7 separate regions of the Mus musculus genome follow, and regions 1, 3, 4, 5, 6 and 7 are each linked to region 2. Evidence: chromatin loops called from intact Hi-C (ENCODE). Cell type or tissue: heart. All regions are shown on one strand. Region 1 overlaps Gm36876 (a long non-coding RNA gene). Region 2 overlaps Axin2 (axin 2). Region 3 has its middle 34 kb from the start of E030025P04Rik. Region 4 overlaps Gm36876 (a long non-coding RNA gene). Region 5 overlaps Cep112 (centrosomal protein 112). Region 6 holds the start of Cep112 (centrosomal protein 112). Region 7 holds the start of Gna13 (guanine nucleotide binding protein, alpha 13).

Region 1 (4,000 bases), 73 kb after region 2:
TGGAGTGGCATCTCAATCTCCTTAAAGCCACGAAGCATATTCTTTTCCTACCACCTTGTGTTTCTCATACTGTGGGAGTCTTGTAGACACAACTCAGAACAGCTTATGTGTGGCCCTGGGGGTTCATAGTTTTCTACAATAGTAAGGTAGATACAGGGTTTGGAGAAGTTAAATATAAGTTTAGGGTGGGCTCTGGCTGTGAAACTCAGACAACATTTTCTTAAAGTTGACCTCTATAGCTGAGAAATACCAGTGAAAAGTGGGAGCAGGGTCCCCTGGCCAGCAGGTGACTGAGTCTGTGTGGCTGTGCACATGTCGCACATGTCCCCAGAGGAACTGTGTTCCTTTGGTGAGGCTAGCAGAGGAGTTGATGTGATTCTGGGAATGGTTCTGCTTTTTTCTATTTTCCTCCTCCTCTTTGTCACCCACCTTCATCAATCTAGAGGGAAACAAGCTACATGAACTACATGAAAGGCTTTAGGAATATATTCTGTCATGCTCACAGGAGGGCATCAGGCTCTTTATCTGGAGTCACAGGCTGCTTGCTACTTACACAGGGACATGGGTCTGAAGGAATAATGCCAGCCTCTGTGGTTCTTCAGCAAAACTTTCAACCCCAAAGACAGGGAAAAGTCTAGACATGGCTGCCAATGAAGATGGGTCTCTCTTAGTGTCTCAGCAACACCGAATCTCACCCAGGAACACTGTAGTGATCAATCACTTATTATAAGATAGGAAAGGGACCCATTTATATTCGTTTGGATTCAGTTCAGTAACACAGCTCCACAGCGATGGCATCTTAACTAAGATGCTACTTATTCCTCCTTTCCATGAATGTCCAGTGGAAGGAGGCCTAGCATTAGGGTGGGGATTGTGAGCTAGAGAGCCCCGAGGACCAGGCTCCTTTTAGTTTCTTATGCATGACTTTCAGAGTTGCCTTTTGGTCTAAGATGGCAGCTGTAGCTCCAGCCATCGTGTCCATTGTCTCCAAGATGGCAGAAGAGAAATGAAAGAAAGGCAGAGCTGGCACACCAGTGCCATTCCTACATGCTGCTTACACACAGGTGCCATGGGCCAACCTTGATCATGACCACACTTAAGGAGGCTGTGACTAAGAAGCTGTGAAGCTGTGACCATGTCTTTGCTTGGAAATAGAGTAATTGCAGATGTAATTGAGTCGAGATGCTATTGGACAATGAGTCCAACATGGCTGGCTGTGTGAGGATGACAGATATGCAAAGAGTACACCATATTACTGGGAAGTCAGAGACCAGTGGAATGCTGACAAAATTAAGGAGTTATGTGGAAGACCCAGCAGCTAGATCTCTCTCTCTCTCTCTCTCTCTCTCTCTCTCTCTCTCTCTCTCTCTCTCTCTCTCTCTCTCTTTCTCTCTCTCTCTCTCAGAGCTTCTGTAGAAATCCAACCAAGGTTGGCTATCTACCCTCTAGAACTGGTACAAAACTTTTGTGCTATTTAAGTCGCTCAGCCTGTGGTATTTTGTTATGGTAGCCCTAATAGGCTCACGAAGATGCCATGGTTTTGTATGGTTTTTGTGACGGAAATGTCTTTCAGTGGCTGGAAGCTCTGTTTCTCAGGAAGATGAAAGCCTTGGTTTCCCTTACAAAGGGAGTAAACTAATGCCCAGTGGTGGCTGTTACCAGGTTTTATTCAAAGTCATCAAGTTCAATGCAACTTTTATCCATCCCCCCTTTCCTGTGTTCCAAGCACCAGGACAGATGCATGACCCCAGGAAACCGGACAGGACTGAGAAAAAAAATCAGAGTATGGGGGTGGGGATGGAGGTGAGGGCTACCATCTTGGTTCTGGACTCCTCCTCTACTTTAAACTGAGATGTTTCTGGTCACTGGCTACCTCAGTGCCTTGGCACTGGGAACAGTGAGCAGAGCAGCCCCAGATTCTCAGTTCTTCTGCCAGGCGAGAGTCCAGAGTTGAGGCTGATGTGTGGAGATCAAGTCTTCTCCCAGTGGGTGCTGAGCCAAGCTGTCTTGGTATTTGAGTTGCTCCATCTGTGGCTGCTTATCTTACTAGGTCAGAGCATGCTGCAGCTACAAAAGCCAAGTCCCAGTGCACTAGGGGGCTGGCTGGAGCATCTTGTTCATGACCTCCTGACTCTAGTGGCGAATCACCAACAAGTCTGTACAGGGCTAGAGTGTTTTGTTTCCTTTTCCAGGCATCGGTTTTGTCACCCAAGCTTCATGGTTATCTCTACCTACAGTGTGTGGGCACATGTGATTGTCTTCCCTCTCCCACCACCAGTTAGTTCAAGTATCACACAACAACAAGACCCAAACTGACCAATTGAGCAGTGAATAATGGTTTACATGACCAGTGACCATTTCTCCACCTTTGTTTTCCATCATGATGCTTCCTCTCCCCCACCCAGTGAATATCATTTAAGTTGGCGTCATTTCTGAGACCAGCCTAAGCTAAGAGATGTATTTTCCGTGGCATCCATTTAAGCGCATTATTGCATCAACATGGCATACCTCCTGGTCATCACAAGTCAGTTTTTACACGTGTGCACCATTGGTATAACATGCATTAAGGTGAAACAAAGGGCCCATGTGGAGTCTTCATACCACCACTAGCTTAGAGATATATTATCTGCACGGGGGGAAGTAGGAAGAAAGTTTGAGGCCCTTATTGTAATAAGGAGGACACATAAACAGGAAACAGGTCAATCTTACCTGAGTCCAGGTCCTCAAGGATTAAGGTGTAAGGGTTGGGCGTGCACCGGGATAGGGTGATAATGGGGCAGGAAGGAGTTTTCCTCCAGAGCCAATGGGGGTTAGGACTGCTGGCTTATGATTATTTGGCGATTCCATCTCCTTGACCTGCAAAACCACCAGGGTTGGAAGTAGGAAAGGTTTCAGCCAAGAGGAAGGGCTCTTCACCAGATGCTGCGTGTGAGACAGTGATGTATGGACCTGGTCAGAGTGCCCAGGGTTTCCATACACAATACCTTTAACCAAGTAGATAGTAGAGAGGTAGAAAGTGCCTTCTTCTGGCTGCCCCACATTGAAAGCTGGCTACTCTTCCTGCAAAAAACAGTCAGTCTCCCGACCATACAGTTAAGCCCAAGTTCCTCGTAGGTGTTTGAAGTCTTCAATGTGTGACTGGACTAGGTCCAGTGGGGGTGGAGCTGGTGGTCTGCTATATGGTAGTTCTCAAGAAAAGAATAAAAAGAACAAATAAAACACAAGCACAGAAACATGAAAACAAGCCTACAAGGGTCCAGAAAAGAAAGCTGATGGCAACCTACCCCCAAAATGGGCTCTGCCAATCAAAAGGGTCCTACCAGAAGCCTGTGTCAAATTGGTGTTCTCTGACTCCAACTAACAGGAGTCCAGAGATGGTGGCCTATCCCTGGGGTGGACTCCACTGGCTGGGAAGAACCCGTTAGCTTTAACTAAGACCTGGGTCAGAATGTCAGAATGAAGCTATCGCCAACTGGAGGGGGCTGTGGAGTGTTTTCTGAGCCCCCCAGCCAGGAGGGAGTTTACAGTGTGTTTGCCCTATCTCCATTGGCCTCCAGGTTGTGCAGACAAAAGAAATCACTCCATACTGAACACTACTCAGACTAAAAGACTACTCAGAACACGACAAAGACAAGACACACACAGCACACAGAGGTGTGCCCCAACTCACTGATCAGTGGAGTCAAATGCTCTCAAAAAAAAAAAAAAAAAAAAAAAAAAAAGCTCTGCTATTGAGTCAAGGGGGATCCCAGTGTTTTCAGCCAATGCACCAAATGTAAATGTCCAAAATTTGCTGAAGGAAGACCCCAGACTCAGATAGTATGCAAAAACAAAGAGCATTTATTCTGCAGAAACAAATAGCATGCTGGGGTCATCATCATTTCAGAATGGCGACAGAGTCAAAGGCATTCAAGCCCCTTTTATAACAGAACTGCTTAATTGCTTAACAGACTTCTAAAACCTAGATCATATTCCAAGGGGTTATACAAACCATAAATGA
Region 2 (4,000 bases):
CCCCCCTCCTTTTCTTTCCAGAGAGGAGGCTCACATGAGCCCCTGCTGACTTAAGAGAGACCAAGCCGATTGCTGAGAGGAACTGGAAGAAGAAAAAGGAGGAGGAGGGAAAAAAAGCAAAACAAAATCCAAACTCAGTGAGACGCTCTCCCTCACCATGAGTAGCGCCGTGTTAGTGACTCTCCTTCCAGATCCCAGCAGCAGCTTCCGCGAGGATGCTCCGCGGCCCCCGGTTCCGGGAGAAGAAGGGGAGACCCCACCGTGTCAGCCTAGTGTGGGCAAGGTCCAGTCCACCAAACCTATGCCCGTTTCCTCTAATGCTAGGCGGAATGAAGATGGACTGGGGGAGCCCGAGGGGCGGGCCTCCCCCGATTCCCCTTTGACCAGGTGGACCAAGTCTTTACACTCCTTGTTGGGTGACCAGGATGGTGCATACCTCTTCCGGACTTTCCTGGAGAGGGAGAAATGTGTGGATACGCTGGACTTCTGGTTTGCTTGTAATGGGTTCAGGCAGATGAACCTGAAGGATACCAAAACTTTGCGAGTGGCCAAAGCAATCTATAAGAGGTACATTGAGAACAACAGCGTTGTCTCCAAGCAGCTGAAGCCCGCCACCAAGACCTACATACGAGATGGCATCAAGAAGCAACAGATCGGCTCGGTCATGTTTGACCAGGCACAGACCGAGATCCAGGCAGTGATGGAGGAAAATGCCTACCAGGTGTTCTTGACTTCTGACATTTACCTGGAATATGTGAGGAGTGGGGGGGAAAACACAGCTTACATGAGTAACGGGGGACTGGGGAGCCTAAAGGTCTTATGTGGCTACCTCCCCACCTTGAATGAAGAAGAGGAGTGGACGTGTGCCGACCTCAAGTGCAAACTCTCACCCACCGTGGTTGGCTTGTCCAGCAAAACTCTTCGGGCCACCGCGAGTGTGAGATCCACGGAAACAGCTGAAAACGGATTCAGGTGAGGCTTGGACTGGGCTGGGCTGGGGTGGGAATGGGAATGGGGGTGAGCATCGGGGACAGGGCCTGGAAGATGAGCTAGCTTTGCAGATGTCTTCTGTAAGGGTGGGTAGGTGGTGGCTGGCTAGGCTGGGGGAGGCTGAAAAGGGTTGATTGAGAGCTAGGGCTTCTGGCTAGGAACCCTTTGATCTCATGTTTTGTTGTTTGTGTGTGGGGGGGGGGTGGGGGGGGAGTTGCAATGCAGACATAGCTGAGTACCTGCAGCCTTCCAGTGCTAACTTCAAACGGTGGCAAGCAGTGTTTATTAATATGGTTACTTATTATCCTGGGCTGTGGGGAGAGAGGAAAAGAGGAAGAGAGGATATGAATACAGCAGCTTTTGATGCCTCTGAGTCACTAGACCTACTAAGCGCCAGTTTGGGAAGAGGTCATTCCACTGCTAATCATCAAAGTAGAATGACTCTGGCTTGGGGGGAGGGGCAGCTGGGTTATGGTGTGCACTGGGGGAGGGGGCGTGGGGGGGGATATGAGTGGAACTGCTAGCGACTGCAACTGAGTTTTGCAGTTCCCTTTGTAGAATTCGGTATTTCCCAGGAAGGAAGGAAGCCTTCTGACTAACTTGGGGAAGGCCCTGAGACTTTCTCCTATGAAGGAGCCCACACTTTGGAGTCTGCTGGGCTATTAATCCAGCTTTCAAATGCATTTGAGCCCCCAGGGTCAGACATCAGTTGATGGTTTGTTGCTTAGTGCTGATAGAGAAGTGTGTGTGTGTAGGGGAGGGGGAACCTGGCCGTCCAGACCACTTTCTCTTTTCAAAGATTCTAAAACAAACAGCCCATTATAGATTGACTAAGTCTCAAGATACTTGGTCCTTGCAGGCAACTTCAGACCTGTTAGAATGCATTTCCCTGCCCTTTGCTTCTGGCGATCCCAGAAGAGGATGCACCTATTATAATTTTAGTCTGTTGCCTGTGACATGCAGGACGGGAGGTGTGTGTGGGGGGGGGAGGGGGGGTCGGTCACACTGGATTGCTATCTGCATGGCTTTATTCTTCTGTCCCTGTGCATTTCTCCGTGTCAGGGACTCAGGATATGATCTGCACAGGGTCTCTGGAGATCTCGCTGGCTTTGCGGGGCGTGGCCTCCAGTGTCCTGCAGCAGCTGGAGGGGGTACGCTCCTGACTGCTGATCTGGAGCCTCTTGGGTTTCCACCATCAGGTCCTGCATGATGTAGGCATGAGATCTCCAGTTTTGACTGCTGCTGGCAAGTAGGGGAAGGGCTTGCTCTCCAGTCACCAGAGGGCGCTCTTGCAGCTTTGGGAGTGAACTTAACCAATTTTCAGACATCTGGTCTACACCTAAATGGAACTGGCTTGACTTTCTGAAGGCAAGTGTAGGATCACAGGAGGGGGGAGTGGCTAGTGGCTCTTGGCTTGCAGAGCTAGGCTGTTTGCTTGAGGCTGTTGGGGCTGCTGTAGCTGGGTGCACACGGGCACCTGCATCCCTTGTCCCTCTCCATTGCAAGACTTGTAGGTAAACTTGGCCGTTGGCTTCCTGCCCCCGCAGCCTGGCAGCCAGTGATGAGACTCCTTAAGGCCTGTGGTAAGGCTGCTTCCCCAGCAGTCTTCTGACAGAGGGTCTTCTGTGCTTTCAGTGTCAGGCCCAGAGTGTCACCGTTGTAAATAGCACACAGTGCGGTTTCCCAGGGTCAGCAGTAAGAAAGTGCTCTCCAGGCAAGGCGCTGGGAACTGTGGAGACCATTGATGAATGAATGGAGGACAGCTCTTGAGTGACCCCGTTAGCTTCCACACTGGGTCAAGCACGTGTTCTCCTACTGTTAACGCTGGAATGACATATTTACCTGGACACGCCCAGGTGGCCCTTACTTCTTTCTAACACGCAAGCTCTCCTCCTAGTACAGTGTCTCTGAAAGGCCAGTTCCAGCCTCGCCATAGCATTGCTTGGGTAGAAAACTTTCTCACTTTCATGGTCCCATCTGTGAGGTGGGTGGGCACCGTCCCCTCCTGTCCGTGTCCTAAGGTTGTTCTTAGGATCAGAGTCATAAACATGAAAGGCTTTTGTAAAGGGAAACATTTTGAAAAGATGTTAAGTGTTATAATTAGTATAATTAACAATAATAATTGGGTCTCCAAAAAGGGCAGCAAGGTTAGCACATGGCTGTTTTAAATGGCAACTCTGAAGGTTTTAGCCCATTCCTCATTATAATATTTTAGATCCCCCCTCCCCTACTTTCTCTATTTTTTGAACTTTTAAAAGTCTGCCTTTCAGCATTATTGGAACACAGGGACCAGCCCCCCCCCCTCTTAGAGTTGAGTCTCCCCCACCCCCATCTGCTCACAGCTCACTCATCCCGCTGGAGCCAAGTTGAGGAGGCTACCCAGTGAAGTGAATGAAGGAAGCAGCTTGAACCTGCTGAGGGGCCAGTCTACCTCAGCTGCACACTGTCATCTTGGCCACTGGGTGCCCAAGGCACCGGCCAGCCTTCCAAGCCCTGTGTTTATGTGGGCACTCAAAGGAGCCTAAGATTTTAACGACTTGTTTGTACCCTTACCGATTTGGTGTCGGGTTTAATATAAATAGTTTGGACGGAAGAGCAGAAATTACCCTTGGAGGGAAGGGCTCTGGTTTGTGCCTGGTTGAGTGGGTTGCCCAGGCCCTTGATGGTCTCTATAAATAGCTAAGGGCATAAGTGACCTGCTGGTGGGAGCGTGTGTCCTAACCCCTCACACAAACAACACCCCTTCCCCTGCCAGCGTTGAGGTGTGTTAGAGCTGTGTGGAGCCAGGGCTGTGAGCTAAGGCGCTAGGCCCACACTTATTTTAAGAGGGGGAGGATACAGAGATGAGCATTCAGAGAGCTCCCTGTGTGCGTCCCTTTCTGCCCCTTCTGCCCTGGCCCTGGGCAGGGTTCATCTACCTCCCCTTGGGCCTTCTGCTCTGGCCTGGCTTAAAATCCCAGGGGCCCAGCAGACTGTCCTGTGCCGGCCACAAGGCCTTCCTGTTCTCTGA
Region 3 (4,000 bases), 250 kb after region 2:
TTAGCTCCAGGAAGCATCTGAGACAACAAGAAGGGGGGCGCTTGATTCCTACAAGAATAACATTTCAGGTGGGGCATGGCGACGCACGCTTTTAGTTCCAGCACTTGGGAGGCAGAGACAGGCAGATCTCAGTGAGTTTGAGGCTAGCCTGGTCTATATATGGAGCTCTAGGCTGTCGAGAGCTACAGAGTGATACCCTGTCTTCGAAATAAACAGAACCATAAAAAGAAAGACTTCTCAGAGCAAAGAGATGGCTCCTGAAGTAACGACACTTAACCACCAAGCCTGGCAACTGGAGTTTGGTCCCCAGGATCCACATGGTTCAGGACAAGGACAGGACCAGGACCTATAGGTTTTCCTCTGGCTTCCACTCAAGGTGTGCCATAGCACATGCCCCCCGCTACACACACACACACACATGCATGCACACACAGTGTAATTTTTAAAATGTTTGTGTTTTTACTATACTGGCCTTTGGGAGTGCCACCACACTTAGAGACTATTCAGAGCTTCTCTGATCGTTTCCACTGTAAAATAATAGTAATTAACAAATTAAAAAGAGCCCTCTGGTTGTTTTTCTATCTCAACATTTCCCAAATTTAGTTATCTATAAAATTCTATTTCTATGATCCATGGCCATTCCTTTGACAAATGTTTAGAGAAATGCAGTTTGGGGTTATATCCTGAGCATCAGACTAAAGAGCTATAATACTTTTTACATTTGTATTTCATTTATTATTGTTGTTGTTGATGACGATGATGATGGTGGTGGTGGTAGTGGTGTGTGTGTGTGTGTGTGTGTGTGTTCATGGCAGGCAGAGTGTTCTTGCCATGGTATAGATAGGACAACTCTATGAAGTTGATTCTCTCCTTCATCTTTTCGTGGATATTGGGGAATCTGACTCAAGTAACCAGCTACCTTCACACGATGAGCCATCCCACTGGCCTGAGTTATAACAATTTTCAGAAACATTTGACTTAAAGCCAAGAGACAAGCCCCACCCCAGACTTGCCATGAGCAATAACTCCGCCCAGGAGGGAGGTGGTATGTGTGTGCATATGTGTATTTATTCAGTTCCCTTCATGGTTTTGACCTGCCGTGACCCTCCCTGAAAGCGAAGGTGAATTAAAATGAAATCGTGTGGAATGATGAGATCTTAACAATCCTCTTCACTTCCTCTGCCTCGTGGTGATGTCATGCTCTACCCGGCACTCCCCAGGCTGATTCACTGATGACTTACAACTCCATGGCAGGCAGTAAGCTCTAAAGGGGTTAATGTCGCTTGCCCTACATGACCAGTGGCAGCATTAGGGTGTGGATGCTAAGGCCCCTGAGCTTCCCTAAGCCAGAAGCCCTCCGGTCCCCTGGTGGACCATGTTCCTGTCCACACATCTCAGGAAGGAAGAAATCCCAGCTTCCAGGATGTGGCCTCCCTTCTTCTAAAGTGTTCCCCACCCACACAGTGACTCTTCCTGTGATAAATGGTGGCTCCTCTTGATGCCCTGAAACAGGCCTGTTCTCAGTGACCACATCTCTACAGCCTTTCCAATTTGAAAGAATCTGGTTTCCGAGTCCCCTAGTTGCTTCTTTAGTGGGGCTTGGACAGGTGAGTGGTGAAGGCCATGCAGGTTTGTAGCCAATGTCTCCTGATAGCCTGGTCCCCTGTAGATAAATAAAAGTTCCTGAGTGTCCAGAAGGATGTAGGCCATAGCACAGTGCACACTGCTTAGCCGGTGTTGATTAACGCGTGTCCAACAAGGTGCCATACCAAATAGTTCTAATGTCTATCTTGTGGCAGGTCTCTCTCTCCTGGACTCTCATTTAAATGGTCCAACAACCCTGTAATGGCATTAGATCTTCAGTTCACAGGGTAGGAAGCAGAGACTGGGGCATTTGCCCAAAGCCCTACAGCTAGAATAAGAGTAGAGAATCAAACCCAGACTCTGCCTCCCTCCTGGGGATGTGAATTTCCTCCTAACCTGCCACCTTTGACCATGCTCCCTACAGAACTGGCCCTCTCTTGGGGCTTCTTTGGCCTGCTGGCTCCTTCCCTCTGTGCACACCTGTCCGTCGCTCTGTCCCTACACTTTGTCTTGTGTTTCTAATCTTCACTATTCCCCCTGAACCCTAACGTGTCTCTCCTCCCTTCTCCCAAGAAGGCAGCCCCAGGAACCCTCAGAACACTCCCAGGCAGCCTGTTACAGGAAGAGTTAGCTTTCCAGACCTGCTTTCTGGTTCATGTCACCTAACTGTGTAGCAGAGCCACCTACTGGCTATCCTAAGCAGAGGGCCCAGAAGCCCTGGGAACCCGCCCAGGTTCTTCAACCTGGTGCACACAGCAGTTTTTATAAAACTCCCTCTTCATTCTTCTCTATTCTCAGCCTGAACTAAGAAGACCAGAGAGGACCTTTATCCTTTGTCTTTGTCATCCTGCCCTAAAGACAAAAATCAAAGGGAAGGGACAGCTTTGATGAGAAAGCATCAGCCACTATGTGAGGTTGATCATAGCGTGGCCAAAACGTCCAGAAGGCTCTGGGCAGAAGCATTCACAGGCAGATGGACAATGGGTGACTTTCTGGAACGCAGACGGAGGAACAAGATGGCTCAGGGCAGGCTGACCTGCTGTAGGCTGTGCTCTGAATGGGTAAAACAATCCCTGGGGCATTCTCTCTGTCTCTCTGTCTCTCTGTCTCTCTGTCTCTCTGTCTCTCTGTCTCTCTCTCTCTCTCTCTCTCTCTCTCTCTCTCTCTCTCTCTTCTGGTGAGCTGATGTCATTCAAATAAAATACAGTTCCAACGTTGAGCTATGGGGAGGAGAGAGACAGAGAGATAGCCACATGCTAGAAACTCACCTCACCAACCTACAAGACAGTCAAGGAGATAGTGTCCCAGAAAGAGGGTTTCTTGGGCTTCCTTGGGGCATCATGAGATAGCCATGGATGCTTCTTTGATGGAGGTTTAATGGGATGGGATCAGAGCACTGAGCCTGGGGTACCCCAGAAGGAAGAGCAGGGCTGAACAACTGATGGAGCAGCTCTAGGGCAGTTACGCAGGAGGACTGTGTAACCAGCTGTCGCAGGAACTCAGGCGAACCAACCTCAGTTCCCACTATCCACGTAAGGTTGGTTCCCAGCAACCACGTTGGGCAGCTGTGCACATATGCCTGCATACACCCCAACACACTAAAGAATAGAAAGGAATAGATGAAACGGATGTCATAGAATACTTGAATTACCCAAGAAGATGCAAAGTACTGTTCTTTTAACATGGAATCAATGCTTTAAAATTGTCAATGAGGTGTGTTACATTTACCATCAGACTGGCTGACCAAACTCTGGGGTCTATTTGGTTGTCAGAGCACACATCTCAGGTTGGACCATATCTGACCTGCATGTGGCTGCTGGCCACATGGTAGAGGATGCTGACCTCCACACACATTGCCTTTCCTACCTGAACAACTTCAGTCCCTGGGGACAATCGGGACAGTTTGGATGCTCACACTTTAAAATGAAAGGTGCCACTGGCCTCCTGTGGGTAGAGAAGAAAGACACGTAAGACAGACACCCCCACAAGGAGGATTGATAAGTTTTCCACATCACCAGGGAACTCAACACTTCCCGTAATGCTAGAGGATGGTCAGAGCCGAGTGGACCGGGCGATGCCTCTGCCGACACACCCTCAAGAACCCGCCTCAGACAGGGCAGGCTTCCAGGCGCCACTGTCAGGACTTCCTGGTGCTTTGTGATATGGCACAGGGATACACCCAGAGCCACTCAGATAAGCCAGATTGTGTCCGCAATGATTACAGTCCTGCAATTATCCACACGCCGCCCCACCCAACCTTGACCTGGCTATTGCCATACATTGTGGCTCCTGTGCAGAGCAACTATTTGATGGAGGAGAATGAGAACAGGACAGCCTGCAGTTGTGAAGTGTGCAACCTATGTAACTGAGTATGACAGTTATACTCCCAGAGAGAAGGGACTATGCTTTCTTGTCA
Region 4 (4,000 bases), 110 kb after region 2:
GATAGGTAGGTAGGTAGATGGGTGGATAGGTAGATAGATAGATTAGATAGATAGATAGATAGATAGATAGATAGATAGATGATAAGTAGGTAGATAGATGATAAGTAGGTAGATAGATAGATAGATAGATAGATAGATAGATAGACAGATGATTGGTAGATAGATGATAGGTAGATAGATAGACAGACAGACAGATAGATAGATAGATAGATAGATAGATAGATAGGGAGATAGATAGATAGATAGATAGGTAGGTAGATAGATAGATAGATAGATAGGGAGATAGATAGATAGGGAGATAGATAGATAGATAGATAGATAGGTAGATAGATAGATAGATAGATAGACAGACAGACAGATAGATAGGGAGATAGATAGATAGATAGATGGATAGATAGAGAGATAGATAGATAGATAGATAGATAGATAGATAGATAGATAGATAGATAATAGTAGGTAGATAGGTAGGTAGGTAGATGGGTGGATAGGTAGATAGATTAGATAATAGATAGATAGATAGATAGATAGATAGATAGATAGATAGGTGGATGATAGATCATAGGCAATAGGTGATTAGATGGCAAACGGATAATGGATATATATATATATATATATATTATATATGATAGATGGATCTGTAGATAGATGATATAGAGGTCACAGGCAGACAGAGTGTAAATGTAGTCGCCAAACAAACAGGATGTGTGTTGTTGTACCAGGAAGTGGATACTTACAGTTCGTAGTTTCTGACAGAGGAATTCAGAGTGTTCAGAGGAGGGATACTCCTAAACCAACCAGCTGTGGCCAGCAGGCTGCTGTCAGGTGGTGGGGAAGTGGCTCTACTCACAAAAGAAATGTGCAAGAATAGGGAGGCATTGAGAATGTGGGGAAAGAAGGAGAAAGCAGAAGACCCTGGCCCCATGGCCTTAGGGCATTTGCTCTCTTTGACACTGGAAACAGCATCCATTTTGTTAACATTGAGTTCTGTGTGAGTGTGTGTATGTACATGTGTATGTGGGCATACATATGTAGAGGTATGCACGTGGTGCGTGTAGGTCAGAGGACAACCTCAGGTGTCATCTGCCTTATTTCTTCAACTCCCGTCAGCCCAGAGTTCACGAATTAGACTAGACAGCCCCCAGGATGTACTGTCTTCTCCTGCACAGCATGCGGATTGCAAGTGTGCTACCAAAGCCCAGTGCGCAGATCTGTTTTGTGTTGGCTTTGAGCTCAGATTGAACTCAGATCTGGCTAAGCTTTCTCCCTGGCTCCTAAGCTTCAACTTTTGGATGTCTGGAGGCAAGTGGGGACAAGCAGGAAGGGTGATTTTCTTCTTCATTTATTGTGAAATAGCATTGGTAGCTTACAGATCAAAAGAAACGAAGAGCAAAGAGATTTCCCTACCGTTGTCTTTTACCAAAACAGGAGCAGGGACAGGAGCCTGGAGATTCTGAGGTTTTTCTTAGGTGGCATGGGCAACAGGGAAGAGGAAGAGAAGGAGGAGCAGGAGGAAGAGGAGCAGGAGGAAGAGGAGCAGGAGGAAGGGGGGAGGAGGAGGAAGGAGGAGGAGGAGGGGGAAGAAGAGGAGGGGAAGGGATATTCCCGGAGAATGAAAGAATTACAAGATACTATCAAAGCTGAGATGAGGTGTCTGAAGAGACCTGAGACCTGAGAGGGCATTACTTCCTGGGGCCCAGTAAGGTGCAAGGTGATCCATGCCTGACTAAAGATCCTCCCTTTCGGGTTGCTCTTCTGACTTAGAGCTATGTTCAGTGCCTGGCTGACATCCTGTATTGGCTGAAACACACACATCCTGCCTCTGCAAACAGACGGATTGTCCAATTGTTTCCGGTCATTGTTACTACATAGCGTTCTGGTCAGCGCTGGTCGGTGTCAGCTGGGCAAATCACAGTAAAGTGACAGAATCCTTTCATAGGTTTTTATCACTTGTTATCATTCATGAACCTCATTCTAGCTAACTGATGTAGCTGGAAAGGCAAAAAATAAGACAATGACCTGCGCTGACTCTATACACAGAGTCAACACATGACAGTGTTGTCCACTGCATTGCAATGTCTTGGAAGTTTTTCTGGGGCCCAGATAGGCTGCGAGGTTAGTGAGAGCAAGTGCAACTGAGTTCTAAGGGGGCTCTTTGCCAGGAGGTTAGTCTGGAGAGAGAGAGAGAGAGAGAGAGAGAGAGAGAGAGAGAGAGAGAGAGAGAGAGAGAGAGAGAGAGAGAGAAACTGTCGATATTTTGTCTGTTTGTCAGCATAGTTACTGATACAAGAGACGTTTTAGGAGAACAGACATGGGGCTGCTGGACTTTGGTTAGATTTTCAAATGGTAGGTGACTCACATCAGTCCCAGGTGATCCCATGCCCTCTTCTGGCCCCTTCCAGTACTGCATCCATGTGGTGCCCAGACATACATACAGGCAAAACACATACATTAAAAAAAAAAAAAAAAAAAAGGTAATTTTTCTCCCCAAAAGAAGGGACATTCTGGGCATGTCATGAGTTCTAGTTAGCTTTTTATCACTGTAATAAAGACCATGACCAAAAGAAACGTGGGCAGCACAGGGTTCATTTCCCCTTACATGTCCCAGTCATAATTTATCATAAGGGGAAATGAGAGAGAGCAGAAAATCAAGGCAGGGCCTGAAGCAGAGGCCATGGAGGTCTGCTTACTGTCTTGATTCCCATGGCCTGCTCAGTCGGCTTTCTCGTATGACCTCAGACCCCCTGCCCAGGGCTAGAACCCCTTCTCACATCAGCACTGATCAGGAAGATGCCTCACTGACTGTCTGATGGAGGCATTTTCTTAATTGACGACTTCCAATGGTGTCAAGTTGACAGAACTCTAAGGCACACCATGTGACCAGCACATAATGGCACCTCCTTTTCTGGTGACTTCTCTCTAGAGGAGAAGCCACTTAGAAACTTGGATGTCCTATGTTGGGTTCCCCCAGAAATCATAGCAAAAGCTCATGCATAGCAACTTGTTGGTGAGGAGGCGCTGCTGTGTCAGTTTGGATTAACATTCCTCCTCCTTAGCCTCCTCTGCCCTTCAAATCAGAGAGGCCTCAGAGGTGGGGAGAATGTTGTCTATAGAGACATTTGATAACATCTAACTTGTGGGCACATCAAACCTTCTCTCTCTCTCTCTCTCTCTCTCTCTCTCTCTCTCTCTCTCTCTCTGTGTGTGTGTGTGTGTGTGTGTGTGTGTGTGAGAGAGAGAGAGAGAGAGAGAGAGAGAGAGCACATCTGTGCTTGTCCATGTGCAGGTCAACCTTGGATATTGTTCCTCACACACTGTTCTTCTTTTCTTTCTTCTGAGCAGCGTTTTCCACTGGCCTACAACTCAGTAAAAGACTCAAGGAATACATGTGTCTCCGTCTCCCCAGAGTGGGGGTTACAGATTCATGCCAACACATCCAGCTTTTGAAGCATGGGTTCTGGGCAGAGAATTCTGCTCCTGGAGCTGGCAAGCTGATTTCTTCTTAGACTGAGTCATCATCTCCCTAGCCTGTGTCCAACCTGGGGACATCACAGTGCAATGTTGTCATCGACAGAATGTCACTCCTAAGAACTGCATGAATCAGTTGAAAGAGCTATCATAAGACCAAAATTTATGACTATGTTTTATGCTTAGTTTCATACCTGAGCAAGGCTGCATGTAGCTTCATAAGACCCATAAGTTGGACACACATGATGAAGACATCTTTGATTGTCATGGGTAAAGGGTTGCTACTGTCCTAAGGTAAATAGGGACCAAGAGTATTGCTCAACACATTATAAAGCACAGTTATCCCCAGACAAAGACAATTTCAGTCCCTGGTGCAACATGCTTGCCAGGTTAAGCAGGGCTGACTTAGGGTGATAGCTGGAGCAGGAGCGGGAGCGGGGGGGCGGGGGCGGGGGCGGGGGCAGGGGCAGGAGCAGGAGCAGGAGAAGCAGCAGCAGCAGCAGCAGCAGCAGCAGCAAGCTGGGAAACACCCAAC
Region 5 (4,000 bases), 170 kb before region 2:
CCTGTGTCTCCTACCACGGTTCCCTCCCAATTTCTTATATTCTCTTAGTGCTGCCAATATATGCAGGGGTTTGGGGTCATTACTGGAGCATGTATACACATTCAAGAGTATTATTCCCCAAAGAAAACGGATTCTTCCCCCTCTTCGCCATCAATTGCCAACAGTTCCTCAGCTAAGGGTGGGGCTTCCCGATACCTCCCCCACTGCCTGCTAGGATTTTGTCTCGAATGATCTTGTGCAGATCTTGGGCTTGCTGACAAGGCACTGTGAGTTCATGTTTGACTGCCAATTGTGGCCAGAAAACAATTTTAATACAGTCATCCACCTCTTCTGGCTTTTACAGTCTTTCTGCACCTTCCTCCTGAATGATCCCTGGACCTTAGGAGAAGGCATGTGACATAGATGTCCCATTTAGAACCTCTGAGTTTGAGCCACAGCACTAGAAAAGAAAGAAGGAAGGAAGGAAGGAAGGAAGGAAGGAAGGAAGGAAGGAAGATGGGAGGGAAGGGGAAGGGAAGGGAAGGGAAGAGGGAAGGGAAAAGGGAAAGAAAGAGGAGAAGAGAAAAGAAAAAAGGGCATGGACTGTGACTTAGAGTTTGGGATGAATGTTAAAATAGCTACTGAGTTTGGTGTGTGTGTGTGTGTGTGTGTGTGTGTGTGTGTGTGTGTGTGTGTGTGTTTGGGGCAGATGTTAAGTCTCAGCTCCATCATTTTCTGTACTATATGGTGATAGGCAGGTTGCCAAAACACTTTGTGCCTCAGTTTCCTCACTTATAAAGTGGGAGTTCATAATGATGCTGCTTCAAAGAAAAGAAAGAACCGATAGAAATTCCAGCTACTTTGACAGTTGTTTCTAATCCCATAGAATGTCTTAAAGTAAAAGGTGAGGAAACTCTAAGAGAAATCAAGACAAAGATATGGAAAATAGAAACAGTGAAGAGATGACAAAACAGAGAAGCTGGATAGATGAGCAGACATGCTGAAACCATTTCCAAGAAATGAAGGTCTGTGTGCTTGACAGGGAAGGGGCCCTGGATAGGGTGGGTCACTCTCGCCTATCTGAGCACCAAGGAAAGGTTGAAGATCTCAAGCACTCCCAGAGAGCAGGAAGAGGGTCACATCTAAGAGACCAAGGCTTGAGTGGCAGGAGGACAATCACGTTCTAAGCAGTGTGGACTTATTCTGGGAAGGCTACCCTAGTTCCAGGAGAGAAAACTTTGATTTAGATATATTTGTCACTTCAAAAGATTGCTCTTGTGTGTTCAGCCAAGTAGGGGCTCAACTCTGCTTAGTGGTCTGAACTTTTCACGCCTGTCTTTGTCTGAGCGCACTTATTTTCCTTTTCAGCTAAGGTGAAGAGCATTCAATTCACCCCCTTCCTTCCCTTCCTCCTCTGCCAGTTCCCTGTCCCATTTGTCTCCCTTTCCCTTCCTGCTCTTCATTCTCCCTTCCTTTACCTTTGAGCCGCCACACTTGCTGTGTCTATTTCTGTCTCTCCTTCTCCCTTTTTCTTTCTATCCACAGAAGTCTTATGTTTGTCTAATAATTGGCAGGAGAGATCTTTTTTTCTTGCTTGCTTCTTCAGTGATGAATAGTTGGCGTCAGATCAAAGACGAGCCCTGTGGTTTTCTGGCTGCCCAGAAGGGCGGTGCAGCTGGCAGGCATCCCAGCTGCCTGGTGATAGGCATGTGGAAGAGATACCAAGCTCACAGGTCACTGTGTGTGTGTTCGTGTACGTGTGTTTTGCAGGCCAACAGCAGGCTGAAGCAGATCGAGAAGGAATACACTCAGAAGCTTGCCAAATCTTCTCAGGTAAGCATGAGCCAAAGACACAAAAGAAAACAATCAATCCAAAAGCAAACGCAAAAGGGAAACCGACAAACACAACAAAGCCTTTGTACTTCAGAGTTAAATCGAATTCTTGTCAGTTTTTCATGGATTAGTATGCTATTTTTATGGGTAGATAAATAAAATATGTTTTTAATACTTCGGTCTTATTAAATTAGGAATAATTGTACATATTGAACCATTTGAACCAACATACTACACACACACACCTTAATGTTCTCACACACACACACACACACACACACACACACACACACACAAAGATGTTGTAAAACTAGCTAGCACACTGAGCAAGCCCAGGCCGAAACACATTTCACAAGGGCAGGAGATACACACCTACATTTGTGATGTAAGCAGGTTGATAACATCTGTTTTTCCCTTTTTTTTTTTCAATATTCTAACTTGTTGCACCCATGAGCTAGCTTGTTAACTAATTTAAAATGACATACAATTCTAGGTTAAATTATAAGCTCAACTGCTGGCTTCTTCTGGAGGAAGGAAAAGAATCCCTGCATCCATCGCTGGCTGGTTAACTCTGGCTGTTTTCCTACAAGGAAGACTAACAGTTAAAACGCCACCTCTGCTTGAGGGGTGATGCTGGCAGTACTTTTGCTGCACGAGTTGGTCCATTTTCCAATAGCTTCAGTTAGGGAGCATCAAACCTCTGGAGTACCGTGAGTTCTCCTAGATGTAACCAGTGGTTACCTTCATTTGGTAAATGAATAACTAAACCATTTAGTTTTACAGTTTTCCTGTCTAGTGATTTTAAGTTTGGCTTTAGTGTCGTTGCCTGTGTACAATGGTGTATAAAGTGAAATTCATGTAACATTTTATGAATGCCTCATAAAAGGAGCAACAGAACAGATGGCAATACCCAACATTCCTGGGCAAAAACCTAGTGACTTTATTCAGTCTTCCGTATTGGCTCCGTTTTCCAGTTGAGAAAACGGAGAGTTAAGAGCTGGCTAAGGATGTAGCTCAGCAGTAGAGGGTAGAAAACAGAGATCAGAGAGATGAGCTCATAGGAGTTAGCAAGTGACTAAGCCAGGACTCAGCCTGGATCTGACTTCAAAGTGGCAAGCTTGACCTTTGACATACCAGCCTGCCCCAGTGCTTCACCTTCCCAATACAGCAAAACTTTGAATATGGTTATCAGGAAATGTTAATTCTGTAATTGTTTCTAAAATGAGCGTGTTATATAATTCACAAACCATTAAGAAACCCAGAAGTCTCTAATTGAATAGTCATATGTGTTCATGTGAAAGATGATTATGGCATGGTTGCCATTATTCCAGCCCTTAGGAAGAAATGCCCTTGTCAGTCTGCCAAGATGATGCTTATAACCAGCTGAAAGAGATCTGAGCACTCCCAAGTTAACGTTGAAACAGAAACATGAAAAATTGCAATTTGGCATCGTGCTTCTTTTGCTTTATTTGAAATGGAAGATAGAGACAGTAAGATGGAAGCTGGCTAATACAAGTGCTTAACTCACAAGAGTGTGAACAGAGTGTAAACTTAGGCTGAGCTACAGAGTGTGTGCAGAAGACTGGTCAGGTGACATTAGAGCAAATTAAATGCTAGCGTGTAGAAAAGCCCAGGAGTCCACAGGCTGGGTTGGCATACCAGACAGTGGTGCCACCTGTGTGTCCTTCAGGGAGTTTACCTGCCACCACTGGAATCTAGTTTCCTCATTAGTCAAGGAAAGATTATTACCTACTTCTTAAGACACTGTTAACTAGTAAGTAAAATTAATAGCCAAAGCACATAGTGCCTTGTATGTACTAAAACATTTAATAACTGTTAGCAACCTTAGGTGTGTGAATATTTCAGTAGGAAAAGGAAGAAGAAAACCAAGGAAGAGATCTAGAGGAAAGTTGGAATTTTTTCATCAGACACCATGCTTTGAGGTGCTTAAAGACTGATGAAATTTCTCTACAAAATTTGGAAATGTGCAAGCATGCTATTTTTCTTCAAGACATTAAGGGAAAGGCCGTGGGAAAAAAACCAGTAACTATCAGGCACGGTAATCATTTCATAAACTAAAGATCAATTGATGCCAGAAACACACATACTAAAGGAATGTCAAATGGAAGATAGCCTTACTCTGATAACAGCACTCGTCTGTACCCATCTCTGAGACAGTGAGTATTTA
Region 6 (4,000 bases), 500 kb before region 2:
GGGATTCCGTGCAGCAGCATCAAAGAGAAGGCCAAGCTGGGGTGGCTGGCCCACAGCAAGGCACGCACCACTGTGGCCTGCACCCAGATTAACTCGTGAGACAAAAGATAAGCTGGTAGAAGCTATCAGGACCAATGACAAAGCCAGGTACAAGGAGATCTGCCACCACTGGGTGACCTATGGTTCCCATTTTCAAGCTGGAAAAGAACTTGCCACTGAACTAGGTTAATTGTACACTGCTAAGTTTTCTGTCCATAAATATAGATTTAAAGTCATCCTTCAAAATGTACAATATAGTTATGGCCCATAGTCACCACGTTGAATGGTGACTTTAGTCCTCTTGAATTTCTTTCTTCTACTTGGAAGTCTGTATCCTTTGATCAGTAAGTGCACCTCTTCCAAGTGGTCTCTGACTCGTCTCATTTCTGCATACGTGGGTTTTACAATCTGATTCTTAGTACCAACGATCTGGATTGTGGGACAATCGCTCAGCTGCGAGTGTGCTCAAATAATGCTTTTGGAAACCAAATATTCTTGAAAGCATTCTTTCTTCTGTAGTACAAATTGCCTCTGAAATAATGAACAATTGCTGTCTCTTCCAGGGAGGTGGATTCCAAAGTGCACCTTGAAAGAACGTAGTCTTCTTCTGGAAGCTGAAAACAGCTAATTGCAAACAAGCGACTCCTCTACTTTCCTTATGTAAACTTGAAAAGATGCTTCAAGCTGTGCTTCAATTGAGGTTTGGCACCACACTGAGTGCATCGCAAAGACTCTGCAGAGGGATTCTATTGTGAACTTAGGTGAAAAGCAGCGGCACACTGCATTTCATTGAAGGGAGTGTTTTTTACAATTTAAATTTTGTTTCTGTTGGTATTTTAAATTATCCAGTTCAGAGCTTCCAGAAACGTAAAAGATCAAAGAACACCAGTACACAGCAAAGTTGACCGCCCGAGGTCCACCAGACTTCCTGGGAAGCGCAAAAATACATTTTCTCCCCTACTTGATGGTACTATTCTGTACAGAGTGTTAAACAGAAAGCTTTTAAATTTCAGTTCAGGATCTTGCAGGGTTAGTGTTTTCAGACTTATGATGGTTCTAAATAACAAATGTAAATATCCTGCTCGTTGTTTTGAATAATTCACCTCTGGAGTGTGAACTAACAAGGGTAAATTTTCATGCTTCGGACTTACTCAACGGTGATGTCTGTTCAAACGACAGGCTTTTCTGCCAATTACTGTCCAGTAGTTCCATCACTTTTGAGTTTTTCTTGTTCTTTCTCCTCAATCTTTAAAGTGCTCACAAGCGACTGAGTAAGAAGTCAGGAAGATGCAGCATCCACTGTATAGTCCAGGGATCACAGAAGATTAAGCCTGGAAACTAACCGTTCTGGGGAGATGGGCTAAAACCACGAGCTCGGCGCCTGCGCAGTAGACTAGACAGTTACCATAGCAACGGAGCTGCTTGCTGGCGCCATTTCTCGGAGGGTGGGGAAACAGTGAGGAGGGAAGTCTCCGCCCTTAGCATGCGAACTGCCCGAAGGGCGGAAATTCCCGCCCCCTCGGACTTGAGGAGCAGTGACAGACCTAACCCGGAGCGTCGCCATGGCAACAGAGTTGAATGCCAGCCGCAGCTCGAGGGGGCGGGACAGGCGAGTTTGCTAGTCCCGCCCCCGGTTTGCTGGACGGCCCGCAAGGATTTGAAACCGTTTGGCTGTGGCGGCTGGGCGTCGGCGGCCGAGTGGACGGCTTGCTTGTTGGGGCGCCAGGTTCTCTCTCTCTTGTTTCTCCCATCGACAATCCCCACCCGCCTCCTACTCCCAGGTTCTGAGTGGAATTTTGCGCGGGATGGAGCCCCCGCGCGTGCGGGTTGGCCCGGGGAGGGGCGTCGCCCGCAGGCCCGGGACCCGCGCTTGCGGCCTGTGTGGCGCGCGCGCCGGCGGGGTCAGCAGCCGAGCGACGGCCAGGGAAAAGTTCTCAGGAAAGTTTGGGCAGGCGGCATGGCGGGACCCAGAACCCCGAGGTAGGGGGCTTGCGGTTGTGAGAAGAGGTCTGTGTCCTGGAGCAGGTAGGAGAGCGGCCCGGGCCTGGGTGGGCCACACAGGCGCCGCTCCCGGTGCCCACTCGGGCGGAGGAAGTGACCGCCAGGAACCGGACCGCTGCAGTTCTTAGGTGCTGTCAGATCAGTCAGAGGAGGAGAATCAGACTGCAGGCCGACTCCGAGAAAGTCCTGATGAACAGTGAACTTGCAAGGACCCAGACTGGAGTCCCTGCCCTTTGGGGACCCAGCCTGGAGTCCTTGCCCTTTGTGGGGACATAGAGTGTAGTGATCCAGAGAGCAAATAAATAGGACCGCTGACCTTTGTTTCATCTTCGAGACAGAGTGGAATTCACAGAGATCCACCTGCCTCTGCCTCCTGAGTACCCCCCCCCCCATCAGTATGCTGGTATTTTTATGATTTGCATTTCCTATTTAAAGATACATGAAAGTAAGATAGAAAAGGCAATCAAAATGCCAGTGAACCTCATTACACAGCGACCACCTCTCCAATGCCCAGCAAAGCGGAGAGGAGGATAATTGTGCAGTATTCAGGTCCAGGATTGTCTCTTGGATTTGGGTCAGGTCCTGCACACTGTTAAGCCCCAGCTTCAGGCCTGTAAAGGACAATGGGAACTGTTCCTGTCAAGTTAGGTGCATTTGATGACATGCCGGGATACAGTTATGACACTCATAGTCTTGACCTCAGATATTTTCAGGAACTGTCCAACTTGTTTTAAAGAGAGTCTCTCACTTGGACCTGGGCTCCCTGATTAAGCTTAGCTGGCAGCCCAGTGTCTTCTGGGAAGGCTTCTGTCCCCCCTTCCTTCAAAAAAGGCAAAACAACCAAAACCCCCAAATGTGCCCGGGTAACCCTTGTTGATTTGTTGGCGTTTCAGGGCTTCTGTGTTATTCTTCACAATATACTCAACATATAATCTGATGGAACAAAAAGCATTTACACAACTTTCAGGAATAGATTGCGCTTGGCGAGGGGCATGCTCTGCATATGAAGTGTGTCTCTCCTTTTTAAGGATGTTACTATTGCTGGCTTGCTTGAGGTTTGCTGACTTCTGTGGCAGCCAGGAACCCTAAGAAGGTCTTAGCCCATTTCATATTTCATAGCTGTCCACAAAGAAATGGATTTTTTTTAAAGGCGAGACTAATGAGTTAAATAAAAGGCAGTATAAATACAGAATATAACTAAAAGGAGAGCCACCCAACTTCTTTTATTCCTTCTGAGGAATTCCTTTTTATTCCTTTTGTATATGCAATAGTCACATTGTAGTCGGTATCAGTGAAAGGCATACTATGAGTAATTTAATCCTAAGCCAGAATAGAGCTTTACTTATTTTACAGTTTTTTTTTAAATGGTTTTTCTCCATAGCTCTGGCTGTTCTGGAATTCACATTATGTAGACCAGGCTGGCCATGAACTCACAGACATACCTGCTTCTGCCTCCCAAGAGTCAGCACACACCACAGTGCCAGGCTTTTATTTTTCTATCTTGATACCTTAAATTCAAAGATCTGAGGAATAGTATAAAAACCTTTTCAACAGCTAGACATAATTTATGTGCACAATGTAATTTGTGTAGCAGGAATTCCTTCAAAAATTGAGATGTTAATTTATATATTTTTTGTTGTTGGCGAATGAATAGGGGCAAGGAAAAGCAGACTTTTAGCTTCACTATGTATCACTCCGGCTCTGTTTTTACGTGGGTTTGGCATGCACACAGATTTGGAGGCCAGGGGTCAAACTTGACCTCAGATATTTTCAGGAACTGTCCAACTTATTTTAAAGAGAGTCTGTCACTTGGACCTGGGCTCCCTGATTAAGCTTAGCTGGCTGGCTAGTGAGCTCTAGGGAGCCACCTGGCTCTGCCCTTCCTTCCGGTGCTGGAATTGCCGTGCCACCCCTTGGCCCAGCTTCTTACTGGTTACTAGAGAAGCCCGTTCTTCCTGTC
Region 7 (4,000 bases), 440 kb after region 2:
AAATATCGCCAGTGCCATGACAGTGTAAGGGAAGGCAGCCCCTTCTGCTGCAAATCACTTCCACCACCACAGTTTAAACACAGTGGCGCTGCCATTCGGGACAGGTTGCACACTGTAGCATTCTCATTCATTAGATGCTACATAGCGGCCCTTTCTTTCATTAATGTTACAGACTGCAATACTTCCAGAACTCCAGCGTCAGCTGATGTCAAGTATCATTTATGTAACAAAGCTCTTCCTTAATTCACCTTTTCTTCCTTCCATGCTGAGATCCACTTTACATATGGTTTGGCCATTTCCACATACGCAGCTCAGCACTTGGTACAGTCACAGTGGTCTGTCACCACCGCCACTATCTGTTTTCCAAATACTCAAAACAATTCATTAAGTACTCCCCATTCGCCCCTGCTTCTCAAGCCCTGGCAACTACTTCTTTCTGTTTCTGTGGGTTTACTTAGTCTGGACATTTCACAGAATCCAAACCATACCATGAGTGCCTCCCACACTGAGGGTGATATTTTCCAAGCTGATTCTTGTAACATGTATCAGTGTATGTGTGGCGTATGTGCGCACCTGTAGGGAGGGGCACATGTGTGGACTTGTGAGTGCACATTATCCGTTGAGACAGAATCTCTCACTTGGACCCAGAACTGGCTGCTTGAGGTAATCTAGCTAGTCAGCCAGCTCTGGGAATCCTGTCTCTGTCTTCCAAGCCACCCAGCCCACCTGGCATTTTTGTGGGCTCCGGGAGATCCGGGCTACAGCCCTCCTGCTTGAACAGCAGGCACATAAATCACGGAGCCACCTCCTCAGCCCCTTCTTTCGGCACTTTTACTCTTTTTTATGACTGCACGATCTGTTGCTTGGATGAATCACATTTTGTTTAGCCATTCATTTGCCAATGGGCATTTGGGTCGTCTTAAGTGGTATTCATTTATTTTGTTGTTGTTCTTAACAGCGCTGCCAGGACCATGGGTGTCCACGTTTTTGCCTGAGCAGCGTGCTGGGTTTTCTGAGGGTACACACCTCGGAGTGGACCTGCCTGGTCACGTGGTAGTTCTATGTTTAGCTTTTGAAGAACCACTAAACGGACTCACTTTTATGCTTATGATTTACAAAGTGTCTTGATCACCAGTTACACAAAGCAGCCAAACCCCAGCCCGGGCTTTAAACGTTTCTTTTCAGAAACCCTGATTAGGGCAGCCAGGCTCAACCCGAGCCAAATTTGTTCCAAGGCGAGGTTCCACTCAGGACTTTGAACAGCCTCCCTGCTGTGTTACATGTCCCGACAAGAACTGGCCAGGCAGGAATCCCTTCCTGCCTCCTAGGCATCCTTGCTTTTCCACTCTGTTGTGTACACCTCAGGAAAACGAAGATGCTTAATCTAACGTACGCATTTCCCTCCTCTGTTTCTGCTAATGAATTCGGACTAGAACATGGAGGTAATTCAGGGCCTTGGTGTCTACCTGTCCTGGGTAGAAGCTGGCCTTTTCACGGCCCTAGAACAGGGTATCCCTAACAGTGATCAAGGTATATACAGAGATCAACCATCTATGACAGACTTTGGTCACAAATCAGTCCTGACTTTAGCAATCCACAGATGCTGGATGCGAGCTCAGCCTACTTTGCACACAGCCTACTCTGTGGGCTCAGGTCCGCTCGCGGTCTCAGTGGATGTAACAGGAGACAATTCTACTACATGTATTGTTTACTGCAGCCAGTGTAGTGAGTGAGTCGTGAGCTACCCAGTCATTGGCCCAAATGGACAGTAACTGATGGACTGACTTATAGTGCTGGTTTTTAAAATTTTAAACTTGTGCATGTCACGGTGTTGACCTCTTTACCCCAACTCCCTAACACACAGGAAGTTCCCAAGTTGCACACGAGTCAGGTCCCAGGAGCAAAACCAGACAGGCATCAACTTTGAAACTGACAAGAATGAAGAAGTTGGCTTCTGAGGTCCTTGCTACAGTCATTCAGCTGTCACTAGTCACGTGTTCCCCAGGAGTCTCTTTTTCAGGTGTTCTGGCCTGATCTGCTGGTATGACAGAAAAAAAAAAGTTTCTTGTCTGTCATATCCTCTGTAATCCGGCAGGAAACCCAAAATGTGCCTGCTGCAGTCCTAGGCTGAGCGCTTATCTGCTTCCTTGGGAAGAACGTGCATCAGAGTGTCCGGTTTAGGGGGATTTTCAACATGACCTCACCCTCTCCACCATTCACTGACCTCAGAAGGCATTACCCAAGTCACAAGTGCAGCTCGGATGGGAATCTAATGAGTGAGCCAGCCGCCAGCGACCTTCCTGGCACATCTCACGAGAACATCAACTCCAACTTCCCCTCAAACCAGGGCAGGTTATCAATAGTGCCCTGAGCTGCTAGGGTGAGGTGTTGATCAATAACGACATCTGACATCTACTTATCCTTCCAGATTCGGGATGGTTAGGATGACAAGGGGGCGGGGAAGGGTCGCTGCTAATTAAACGCACGATCTTGAAGGAAAGCTCTTGCCTGCCGGTAATACCAGAAACGGACAGGGAGGCTGAAGCAAGACGATTGTCACAAATTTAAGCCAACTTGGGCCGCAGGGATCTTGTCTCAAGAGTTAAAACAAAACAAAACAAAACAAGGCAAACTGTAACGAAGGAAGGCTTGCACTGGTCGGGTGCGGGGATGTCCCAGCCAATGGTCTCAAAATAGGTCGCGTGAAGGTGACAGCAAGCGGCGGGCGAGTAACTATGGGAAAGGGCAGTGGGATCTGTAGTGAGAAAGATGCCCCAGCGGAAAGGGGTCAGGATGGGCTTTGCTTACTCGCCTCGGGGCTCCGGGAAGCGGTGGCACTAAAGGGAAACAGAAACTCTGGATCCGCAGGCGCGCGCGCCCAGCCTGGCCCACGTGACCCGGGCTCCGCCGCTCTCCGAGCGCGCTCCCGGCTGCACAGGAGCGCGTGACTCCCGCCGCTGCCGCTCCCTCCTCCGCTCGGCGTGCCTGCGTGCGCGTACCCGAAAGGCAGCGGGCACGCGCACGCCCAGAGGGCCGCCGCCCCTCCCCGGGCCCGCCCTCCCTCCCTCCCTCCCTCCCTCCCACCCTCCCCCGGCCGGCGCGGCCCGCCCTGGCGAGTCAGTCCTCGGGTTCCCTCCCTCCCCGGGCGCGCTCGGGCCGCCGCTGCGCTCCCCGCCCTCCAGCCGCCTTGCCGGAGCCGCCCGCTGCCGGAGGAGGAGGTGGAGGAGCCGCAGGGGCCCGCCGAGGCGGCGGCGGCGGCAAGATGGCGGACTTCCTGCCGTCGCGCTCCGTGCTGTCCGTGTGCTTCCCGGGCTGCGTGCTGACGAACGGCGAGGCCGAGCAGCAGCGCAAGTCCAAGGAGATCGACAAATGCCTGTCGCGGGAGAAGACCTACGTGAAGCGGCTGGTGAAGATCCTGCTGCTGGGCGCGGGCGAGAGCGGCAAGTCCACCTTCCTGAAGCAGATGCGGATCATCCACGGCCAGGACTTCGACCAGCGCGCGCGCGAGGAGTTCCGCCCCACCATCTACAGCAACGTGATCAAAGGTGCGGGGCGCGGCGGGGCTCGGGGACCCCTGGGGAGCCGGGCCGGGCACCGCCCTCATCCGCCGGGTCCCCAGTCGGAGGAGACCGAACGGGATCAGATCGGACGGGCGAGCGGGTGGGCGCGCCTTGGGCACCGTTCTGTGCGCCCTGTTGCCCTGGTCCCTTCGATCCGGGACGCCCCGCTGTCCCCCCCGTGCTACCCCGGTGAGGGTCACGGTCGGCCCAGCACTCCGCGGCTGGCCTCGCCCCCTCCAAGAGGGAAGTGCGGCGAGTAGGGTGACTCGGGGCAGCGGGGCAACTTGTGTCCTCCCTGCACTCCGGGCAAGACCACCCATCAGTAGCCCCAGGTCCTACACTCCCTATCCCTTCCTATCCTTCTTTCCTTTCTGCCCGTCCCTGGTGGGTGACCCTAGTAACCGGGTATGTTACCCTTCCAGCTTTGGGCTTCCTAGGCC

Evidence for each region. Hi-C counts contacts between places; a loop is a spot of excess contacts. Peaks named below come from ENCODE experiments on the same cell type or tissue, not always from the same donor. Only the 100,000 strongest peaks of a DNase experiment are listed, where the experiment ranks them.
Region 1: it touches region 2 in a loop (2.1-fold over the local background); 6 of 42 quality-filtered maps call a loop at or near these places.
Region 3: it touches region 2 in a loop (9-fold over the local background); 18 of 42 quality-filtered maps call a loop at or near these places.
Region 4: it touches region 2 in a loop (7-fold over the local background); 25 of 42 quality-filtered maps call a loop at or near these places.
Region 5: it touches region 2 in a loop (2.7-fold over the local background); 3 of 42 quality-filtered maps call a loop at or near these places.
Region 6: it touches region 2 in a loop (2.4-fold over the local background); 2 of 42 quality-filtered maps call a loop at or near these places.
Region 7: it touches region 2 in a loop (3.0-fold over the local background); 2 of 42 quality-filtered maps call a loop at or near these places.

What each region holds. Positions count from the first base shown.
Region 1 is chr11:108,995,982-108,999,981 of GRCm38, forward strand. The region is part of intron 3 of Gm36876 (a long non-coding RNA gene); the gene reads left to right. Among named protein-coding and RNA genes, the nearest start is that of Gm36876, 17 kb to the left of the region's middle. In heart, no CTCF peak of the experiment used is centred here; a DNase peak (open chromatin) is centred at 2,020.
Region 2 is chr11:108,923,131-108,927,130 of GRCm38, forward strand. It overlaps Axin2 (axin 2), which reads left to right. Exons shown (of 11, transcript NM_015732.4): 2 at 22-972. The coding sequence starts at 158. Among named protein-coding and RNA genes, the nearest start is that of Axin2, 4.8 kb to the left of the region's middle. In heart, a CTCF peak has its summit at 2,271 (motif pointing right); a DNase peak (open chromatin) is centred at 2,261; H3K4me3 peaks cover 3,367 bases; H3K27ac peaks cover 2,229 bases; H3K27me3 peaks cover 1,207 bases.
Region 3 is chr11:109,176,758-109,180,757 of GRCm38, forward strand. No RefSeq gene overlaps it. Among named protein-coding and RNA genes, the nearest start is that of E030025P04Rik, 34 kb to the left of the region's middle. In heart, a CTCF peak has its summit at 2,282 (motif pointing left); no DNase peak of the experiment used is centred here; H3K4me3 peaks cover 191 bases; H3K27me3 peaks cover 1,081 bases.
Region 4 is chr11:109,028,262-109,032,261 of GRCm38, forward strand. The region is part of intron 3 of Gm36876 (a long non-coding RNA gene); the gene reads left to right. Among named protein-coding and RNA genes, the nearest start is that of Gm24149, 37 kb to the right of the region's middle. In heart, a CTCF peak has its summit at 2,395 (motif pointing left); no DNase peak of the experiment used is centred here; H3K27me3 peaks cover 350 bases.
Region 5 is chr11:108,750,829-108,754,828 of GRCm38, forward strand. Cep112 (centrosomal protein 112) reads left to right here. Exons shown (of 27, transcript NM_001373899.1): 22 at 1,750-1,812. Among named protein-coding and RNA genes, the nearest start is that of Cep112it, 65 kb to the right of the region's middle. In heart, a CTCF peak has its summit at 1,631; a DNase peak (open chromatin) is centred at 1,673; H3K27ac peaks cover 259 bases.
Region 6 is chr11:108,423,587-108,427,586 of GRCm38, forward strand. Cep112 (centrosomal protein 112) reads left to right here and starts at 1,680. Exons shown (of 27, transcript NM_001373899.1): 1 at 1,680-1,765. In heart, no CTCF peak of the experiment used is centred here; a DNase peak (open chromatin) is centred at 1,515; H3K4me3 peaks cover 2,202 bases; H3K27ac peaks cover 1,308 bases; H3K27me3 peaks cover 213 bases.
Region 7 is chr11:109,359,712-109,363,711 of GRCm38, forward strand. Gna13 (guanine nucleotide binding protein, alpha 13) reads left to right here and starts at 3,083. Exons shown (of 4, transcript NM_010303.3): 1 at 3,083-3,545. The coding sequence starts at 3,263. It overlaps Gm11696 (predicted gene 11696), which reads right to left and starts at 3,943. Exons shown (of 2, transcript NR_038097.1): 1 at 3,395-3,943. In heart, a CTCF peak has its summit at 2,102; DNase peaks (open chromatin) are centred at 2,250, 3,030, 3,490, 3,830 and 1 weaker place; H3K4me3 peaks cover 2,139 bases; H3K27ac peaks cover 1,982 bases.